Regions from separate parts of the Homo sapiens genome. Here region 1 is linked to region 2. A link is an interaction called in ENCODE POLR2A ChIA-PET data of the cell type or tissue named here. Cell type or tissue: PC-3. All regions are shown on one strand. Each heading gives the region's core, and the rest is flanking DNA. Links, peaks and the distances in the headings are about the cores only. Region 1 has its middle 83 kb from the start of RPS24. Region 2 has its middle 51 kb from the start of LINC00856.

The links. Peaks named below come from ENCODE experiments on the same cell type or tissue, not always from the same donor. Only the 100,000 strongest peaks of a DNase experiment are listed, where the experiment ranks them.
Region 1: POLR2A ChIA-PET joins it to region 2 with 6 read pairs; 2 of 35 experiments call an interaction of 5 or more read pairs at or near these places.

What each region holds. Positions count from the first base shown.
Region 1 is chr10:78,114,535-78,118,922 of GRCh38, forward strand. No RefSeq gene overlaps it. Among named protein-coding and RNA genes, the nearest start is that of RPS24, 83 kb to the left of the region's middle. In PC-3, for the core only: no CTCF peak of the experiment used is centred there; no DNase peak of the experiment used is centred there; H3K27me3 peaks cover 3,900 bases.
Region 2 is chr10:78,195,132-78,199,519 of GRCh38, forward strand. No RefSeq gene overlaps it. Among named protein-coding and RNA genes, the nearest start is that of LINC00856, 51 kb to the right of the region's middle. In PC-3, for the core only: no CTCF peak of the experiment used is centred there; a DNase peak (open chromatin) is centred at 1,960; H3K27me3 peaks cover 2,455 bases.

The DNA of each region.
Region 1 (4,388 bases), core at 209-4,208, 81 kb before region 2:
TTCTGTCTGCTCATTATTATGTATAGCTACAGTTTTGTTTAAGAAATAAGAAATATGAAGTTAGTAGAGTAGAACTGTAGCCCATAGTGGATATTAAACCATGGGAAAATGCCAGGGAACATTACTGGACAGTATTTAAATAATGTAACATCGAGATCTCCTAGCAAGGTTAACAGTACCATGCAGAATCATATATCAAAATTATGAATTTAGGGACTTCTCTTTTGTTTCCAAAACTTATTTCTTGGAACACCACTCATAGAATTTGTGTAAAGTATACTATGCATACGAACATGTTAATATTATTTTATTTGCAAGAATAACTCATTGATCACAGCAAAAAGAGCAACAAACACACAACAATAACATGACGACAGTTACATGTAAGATTGACTGATGTCAGACTTGATCCTCAACTCTGGATGTCAGCGTTTCCTATTTTTGGGAGTGGCTCGACATCAGTGAATTCCTTTGAACCAGTAATGTCTTTGAACTGATAAGCTCTAATTCTCACAGGAAAATTATGATATTTCTCTTGTTTTCTCAATTTTTCTCAGGGAATTGAGATTTGGAAAACATTTAGACTTCCTGAGAAATTTAAGTTTAGAAAGGAAATTTAAATTTAGAAAAGAATTTCTGAGTGGATACACTAGTCTGAAGGGAGGTGAAGATATGAGCTAAAGGATTTGGGGAAGGTAAATATAATTAGCAGCTGTAGGAATCCTAGTAGACTTCCGGTAGGAGCTGGCATTGGAGTTGGGCTGTGAAGGGTGGGCAGGATTTATGGATTGGAGGTGGGAGTAGGAGTAGGAGTAGGGAGGAAGGCATTCTGAGTGGAAGACGCAGCTTGAGCAAGAGAGACTGAGAAGTGGAAACTGGGGGATATACCGGGAAGGTAGATTCACCTCAAACAGTTTATGAAAGGGAGTGGTTGATGATAAGATCGAACAGGTACAGTAGGACTCAATCTTTGAGGGCTGGAGCAGAGCTCATATATCATTTGTACCACCCACCCTGCAAAGTAGGGCTGTCTGTTTCCATGTTATGACAAGGAAACAGAAGCTCACGAGTTAAGAAACTTGCTGAAGGTCTCAAAGGGAATAAAGGATATGAGTTAGGGAGTATGAACGCCAAAGAGCACATGTGATGTCTTGCTCAGCACAGACACTGAGAGTCTGTGGAATAAGATAGTCACTGGGGCTTTCTTAAATGTCTGTTGAGTTAAATTGATGTGTAGAAATTAGAGGGAGATAGATTTTGGTTCAGTATGAATAAACACGTTCAGGAAAAACAAACTTCAGTAACAAGTTGTTTTAACTTTTTTTTGTTATCTGTGTATCTGTCTAATGATCTGTGTATCTTTTATTTATTTCTTACTGATGCTGCGATTCGTAAGGAATGGTGGTTCCCTCTTTCTTTTGGCCACAAGGAAGCTTCATATCAAATTTGTAGCTCTATAGAATGGGATGGCTTACTTTTCTAACGTTAATCATGCTAGTCATATTCCTTGATTTATTTTGCTGTTCATTTTACCCCTTGGCGTTGGACACAACCATTCAAGCTGTCTCAAATTTGGATATAATTAACTAATTAATTGGGCACAGACTGAGAAATTCTAATAGTCAGATGTGTAAAATGGTATGTGCTGCCATGTGAAATCATGAGCTCACCATGAGCAGAGGTGTGTAAGAGGAGATTGGAAGAGCATTTGGCTCCAAGTTCCCTTCAGCTCCGAGATTTTCCGATTATAAAGAGTTGGAAATAGGTCACTGTTTCACTGCGCCCTCGAGCCATCCCCCAACAAACCTCACCCGAGTGCTGGTAAAAAAACATTCTCATCCTCTTACAGGCCCGAAGTCCTCTGGCCACACAGGCTAATGAGACTCTGGGACTTGGGGATCCAGGCTGCCCGGTACTGGGGCAACAGTGCAGTTGACATTAATAGCATGTGACTAGCAGTGGATTGATTAAACAGATGTTAAGGTTTTAGCTGATAATGATTCATTACTATTTGGGAGAAACCTGATAGGGATGCTCCCACTCTAAGAATTAATTAGTTTATGCTTCATCAGTCGTATTGAGCAGAGTGTAAACGGCCCTTCTGAGTACAGAGCTCTCCAGTTACAGGAATTACCATTCCTTCCACCCAGCAAGACATGGGAGCAGGGTGCTTCCTTCCATGGAGGAGCAGGCAGAAGGGGAGGGGAGTAGCAAGGAGATCAAGAGGCCTACATGCTTGATGCTTGCCCTCCAGGATCCATCTTGTTTTCCCCTCTGCCTATCATTTGGGGATGCTCTCATTTGCCACTCTCAATCCGTGCTACCATGGGGCTTCTCTCCAGCTCAAGCGAGGGGCCAGCATGTGACCAAGGCTGAGCTGGGCCAGTCATTGCACTGCATTAACTGGGCAATGGTGATTGGCTCAGTGATGTATATGTGAGACCCAATCAGATGCTCTGAGGCTCAATGAGACATTTGCTGGGAATTTAGGGAAAGCTGTTCTCTCACTTTTCCTGAAGGGGATGTAAGGCAGGAGCTGCAGCGGCTATTTTAATTCCAGCCTTGAAGCCATCGAGTCATTCCCAGCCTTTGAACCTCTTCAGCTGGTGCCACATGGAGCAGAGACAACTGTCCCCATCAAGACCTGTCCAAATTGCAGATTTGCAAGCAAAAATAAGACTCCTCCCTGCAACAGCCCCCCAGACAGTCTCACTGTCGCCCAGGCTGGAGTGCAGTGGTGCAATCTTTGTCCACTGCAGCCTTCCTCTCCTGGATTCAAGCGATTCTCATGCCTCAGCCTCCTGAGTAGCTGGGATTACAGGCCTGCGCCACCACACCCAGCTAATTTTTGTATTTCTAGTAGAGACAGGGTTTCGTCTTGTTGGCCAGGCTGGTCTCGAACTCCTGGCCTCAAATGATCTGCCTGTCTCAGCCTCCCAATGTGCTGGGGTTACAGGCATAAGCCACCACGCCTGGCCAAGACCATTGTTGTTTTGTTTTAAGCCACTGTTTGTGGTGATTTGTCACTCAGCAACTGGTAACTGGAACAGCTCATGTCTTATATTTTGGACTGTAGACGAATCTTTCCTTATTGCGAACCTGATCATCTTACTCTTCTGTTTAAAAAACTCTCACAAGCCTGTAGGTTAAAGGCCAACACTTTTGTGTGTTATTCACAATACCTTTCTGGATCTACCTCAGATCTCACTGCCTTTCCTTTCCTTTCAGGCATCCTGTCCTTCTGTTACACAGAACTGTTTGTAGTCTCCTAAACAGCTCGTGCTCTCTCAGGCCTCTGTGTCTTCGTGCATGCTGTTCCCTCTGTCTGAAATGCCTGTCCCATCACTGTCAGAAGACATCTCTCTGATGAAGTTCCTCTCTCGCCTTTTCTTTAGACTTCTTGGGTGAATCACTGGATTCTTTCCTCAATTGTTTTTGCACATATACTTTATGGAGAATTTCCTTGACTGTCTTCTAACCCTTATGGAAAATTTTATTTCAATAATCTTATTTTAAATTTCCAACAACTTTTTTCTTGTTCTGTTTTTCATCATACTTTGTACTTGTTTCATGTCTTATGTCTCTTGCTTCTTGAATTAAATATCCTCTTGAATCTCTCTGCTTTTCTTTCCTTTCCTTTTCTTTTTTTTTTGAGACAGAGCCTTGCTCTGTCACCTAGGCTGGAGTGCAGTGGCGTGATCTCGGCTCACCTCCACCTTCTGGGTTCAAGCCATTCTCATGTCTCAGACTCCCTATTAGTTGGGATTACAGGAATACACCACCATGCCCGGCTAATTTTTGTATTTTTGGTAGAGATGGGGTTTCGCCATGTTGGCCAGGCTTGTCTTGAACTTCCGACCTCAGGTGATCTGCCCACCTTAGACTCCCAAAGTGCTGAGATTACAGGCATGAGCCATCGTGCCTGGCCTCTCTCTGCTTTTCCATTTACTGAATTATCATAGCTTCTGACAGAGATTCTTTGCTTGACAAAATGTAGGTGTCTGAACTTTTTCTTAGGCCCATCTGTGTGCTTCCTTGCAAAGTTCTATTTTGGCAAAGAGCCTTGTGCTAAGTTAGTTTAGCAAGAATCCCTCACCCTTGATACTTGATCACTCATGAATCTGATAAAAAAAATCCTTGCTCCTTACCCAGGGTATCTGATTACCTGGACTGCCTTCAGCAGAAATCCTTTTAGAGTGTTTCAGCCAGAATTCTCCCACACTTGATGCCTCCTTAGTAATTTTCTGTTCACTGACCTCCTTCCTCCTTGGCTATAAATCTGCACTTGTCCTTGCTGTATTTGGAATGGAGCCTAGTTCTATTCTGGGGACTCTTTTCCCCAATTGCAATAGTACTGAATAAAATTTGCCTTTACCACTTTAACTTCT
Region 2 (4,388 bases), core at 239-4,238:
AGAACAGACATCAAAAGCAGGCAATTGCTGTTCTTCCCACAAAGGGCACCCTGGGAGGGGTGGCCCTGCTAAGAGCTCAGCTCAGCAGTCTCCCTGTGGGGGGCCGGGGATGGCTGTGTCATGGCTGCAGCCCCCAATTCACAGTTATTAAGCTAAATGACTGCCTCCCAAGCACAGTGGCACCAACCCTCCATCAGTTCACAGACCTCCCTGGGAGCTCTGCTTTCATCCCTCAGCGCCACCTCGCCTCCCTCCCTGGCCTTCAGAAGGTGGAAGGGCTGCTCTTCCCCACTGGCTGGGAAGGGAGAAGGCCTTCCTCTCAGGGAGGCAGGAAAGAGTTGATTAAGACAAACCCACAGCAATGCCTCCTCTCCCAGGGGCCCTGGTGTGAGGGCAGAGGATGCAGGTAGAGTCCTGGGCTGCACAACAGGCGCCTGGTTCTAGTCCTGGCCCAGCACTGATCCACTGGGGAAACCTGGGCCCGTCAGTCCTCCCTCTGTCTCAGCTTCCTCTCCAACAAATGGGGAAAATGACATTGATGTGTGGATAAAATATTTTCTTACTGGATAAGAAAGAGCTTTCAAGACAAACATTCTGCCTTTTGAGTGTTTTGGAAAATATATAAGCAATACAATTCTAGTTTTTCAAACAAACCTAGTAAGGAAGGGGTGACTCAGGTCAGCAACCCTCCTACTGGCACGAAGGGTCCCAGAAGTAAACAGTCTCTGACTCCATCCCATTTGTGTGTTTACAAATCTTAAATTACATGATCAAGAACCAGGGACCAGACAACCAGAACCTAGCCGTCACCAATTAAGAAGTCAGGATTAAGGACTCGTGGACTGACGGTAGATGCCAGTGGAAACGCTAATCCCTGTGAACCTTTCCAGGAACACATTGATACAGTGAATGTTTTCACTCAGCCAAGAAAGTCTCCTTGAAAGCTCTGCTCTTCTAGGAAGGCCTCCCAATTTCTCCTGTGCAACACTGCACGGGAGGGGTTTGCTAGTGTGTCTGTGTCTTTCCTAGATGTGAGTGCCTTTGGCTTGGAAACCACATCATTGCTGTGCCCCCAGAACCTGGCACAGTGCCTGGTGGGAGTAGGTGGTCAGGGAGCAAATGTGAATCAAAATTCTGTCTGAGCCCCTGCCGGGGCACATCAGTGATGTCCAGCAGCATCAGGCACTGTAGGGGATGCTGAGGACTGGTCTGATTATTGCTCCAAACGTGTGCCCTGGAGGAAAACGGAGAGTGGCTAACAGGGTTGGGCAGTGTGGACAGAAGGTGGGCATGTGAGGGACTCCAGGAAGGGGGTCAGGGGGCTTCTCAAGAGAGGCACTTGGCTTGGACTTTGAGGGATGGGCAGGCATTAGGCAGTTGGAGGAATGAGGGTATTCCAGGGGAGCAGAAACATGACTGAGTGCCTGGAGACTGCCAGGAACTTTATGAAGCATGTCCCGTTCTATCCTTCCCACACCGGTGTGTAGACAATATTATCTCCATCTTGCAGACGAGGAAGTGCAGGCTTTGCAAGGCTAGGTGATTTTTTTTATGTTCGCACACAGAGGTGGGTTTGAGTTCAGGTCTGTTCATCTAATGGGGACACTAGGACATGGGCAGAGACAGGAGAGGGTGTAGTCAGAGAGCAGAGGGGGACTAGGAAAAGGGACAGGCTAGAGACACTATGGGGCCTCTCCTTTCCAAAATAATTTCTCAGATCTCATATTTGGCCCTGGGGCTTCCAGCCTGATAGGTTAGATTTTGCCCCCATCAGACAGTAAGGAAACTAAGACTTAGAAAAGGGATGTGTTTTGCTGCTCTGCCAGAGATGGTTTAGGATAGGTACAGACAAAAAGGGGTGTCTCCACCAGGATGTCAGCTCTGCAAGGGTAGGGCTGCACTGGCTTGCTCAGCATCGCACCTCCAGGGTCAGAGTAGAGCCTGAGTCACAGCAAGCGCACAGTAAATGTTGCAAAATGAACATGTGAATAAATGTAGGGGACTTCCAAGGAGAGAGAGAGAGACAGAGAGAGACAGAGTATGTGTGTGTGTATGTGTGTATGTGTGTGTGTGTGAGTGACAGTTTGTGTATGTGTGTGTGTGAGAGACTGTGTGTGCATGTGTGTTTGTGTGAGAGAGAATGTGTGTGTGTTTGTGTGTGTGTTTTTGAGAGACAGTGTGTGTATGTGTGTGTGAGAGAGAAGTGTGTGTGTGTGAGACAGAGAGAGACTGTGTGTGTGTGAGAGAGAGACAGAGAGAGACTGTGTGTATGAGAAAGAGAGTGTGTGTGTGTATTTGTGAGAGAGAGAGAGAGAAAGAGAGAGAGAGAAGCTGACAGTGCTGCCTTTAGATGAAAACCTGGATGATCTTAGAAGTTCTCCAAAGGGTGCTTTCTCACCTGTAACACAGAGAGAGCTACAGGCAGTGAATTTATTAAGAGCTTGCTCTGTCCTGGAAACTGAGCAAGGCTCCAGGGACACAGACACACTAATCACACTAATCCTGTCATGGAGTTTATAGAATTTGTGGAAGACAAACACTCATTGCTCATCCAACAGATGGCAGAGGTGATGGGGCAGCATCCTAGGCCACGGGGAGAGAGTAGAGAATGAGATAGTCAAGGTCCCTATCCTCAGAAAGCTTACTTTTTTAGCTGGGGAGGACAGAGAATAAATCAGAAAGCAACCAAAACCAAAATGAAAATGAAACCAGAGGTGCCAGATGACCTGGGACAGTGACAATTGCAATGAAGATAACAAAAGAGGGGAAGAGTGATTGGTCTGGGGACTGGTGGAAAGAGGGTCAGGAAAGGCCTCTCCCAGCAGGTGCCATTTGAACTGAGTCCTGCTTGGTGCACCTAAGCCAGATGGGGAAGATTTGGAGAAAGAGCATTTCCAGTGGAGCAAACAGCATGTGCAAAGGCCCTGAGGTAGGTCTGGGCTTGCATTCTGAAGGAATAGAAGGAGGCTGCTGTGGCTGGAGCCCATTGAGTGATCAGGGGAGAGGAGGGAAGGAGAGGAGGCTGAGATGGAGAGGCGGGACCCATCATGCAGGGCTGTGCCTGGTGGGTGGAGTTTTTTAACTGCTACAGGAGGGATTTGGTCAGGCTAGCCATAACAGTCCAACATGTAAGTGTTGACAAAACAAGGAACTCTACTAATGAAGTGCTGCAAGAGGCTATGAAGGCGAAGTGTAAGATGCCATGGTAGCAATTGTGTCGCCAAGAGGAGAAGCAACAGGACCAGATGGGCTCCTTAAAAGGGACACACTGGAAGGGGGTGAGTGACGCAGCAGAGACATTAGTGCTGAGGTTGGCTGAAGCCAGAGTTAAGGAGGTGGCAGGGAGGATGCGCAAGTGTGAATAGATGGCTGAGTTTCCTTGGATCCGGTAGAATCTGCAGGCCTGGTTGGTCCCAAGACTGTCGTAAGAAAAGGAGGGCCATGCTGGGAGCTGGAAGAAACCTGCAGCAGGTTGGTGGTTGAATGGAGTCCCTTCACAAGTTCTGTCTATTGGAACCTCAGAATGTGACCTTATTTGGAATAAAGGTTTTTGCAGATGCAACTAAGGTAAGGATCTCAAGGTGAGATCATTCTGCATTAGGCTGGTCCCTAAATCCAATGACAAGTGTCCTCATAAGCAACAGAAAAGATGCTGAGACACAAGGAGGAAGGGAAATGAAGACAGAGGCAGAGATCTGAGTGATGTAGCCACAAGCCAAGGATCTCCAGGAGCCCCCAGAAGCTGGAAGAGGAAAGAACGGTTCTCCCCTGGAGCGTTCAGAGGGAGCCTGGTGCTCCTGACACTTTGATTTCAGACTTGTGGCCTCCAGAGCTGTAAGAGGTTGCATTTCTGTTGTGTTAAGCCACTAAGTTTGTGGTAATTTTCTGTGGCAGCCCTAAGAAACGCAGACAATGCCCTGTGAGAAGCCCCAGCTCATACTGCTCCTGTGATTATGGCTCTCTGCTTGGATCTGTTTTGAAGAGCTCTGCTCTGTTCCTATTTTGCTGCACTCCCCCCTCCTCTTCCCGCCCCCCCAACCATCTATATTAGAATAAGATTGAATTTTCTAGCTTGGGTTACTAAGCTTTCAGATCTCCAAAGTGTGGCCATTAATCAGCTGTCATGGGATGTCGTAAACAAGGGGCTTTAAAAACCATGTTTGCTTTTTAGGCTGATAATACTTGGAGGTGAAGCTGGGAGAGTTATACATAATGCATGCATTTTAATGGGCCACGCACTAGAGCCCTCTTTAGTCCGAATGATTCGTTTTAATGTTCAAAATAAATATCAGAGACAATTTGCCAACAAAGCCGATTTTCTCCGCCCGCCATTAACTTAATCTTTATACCTCAGCCTAATGACAGAGGGGCTGGGGGGCAGAAGGAGG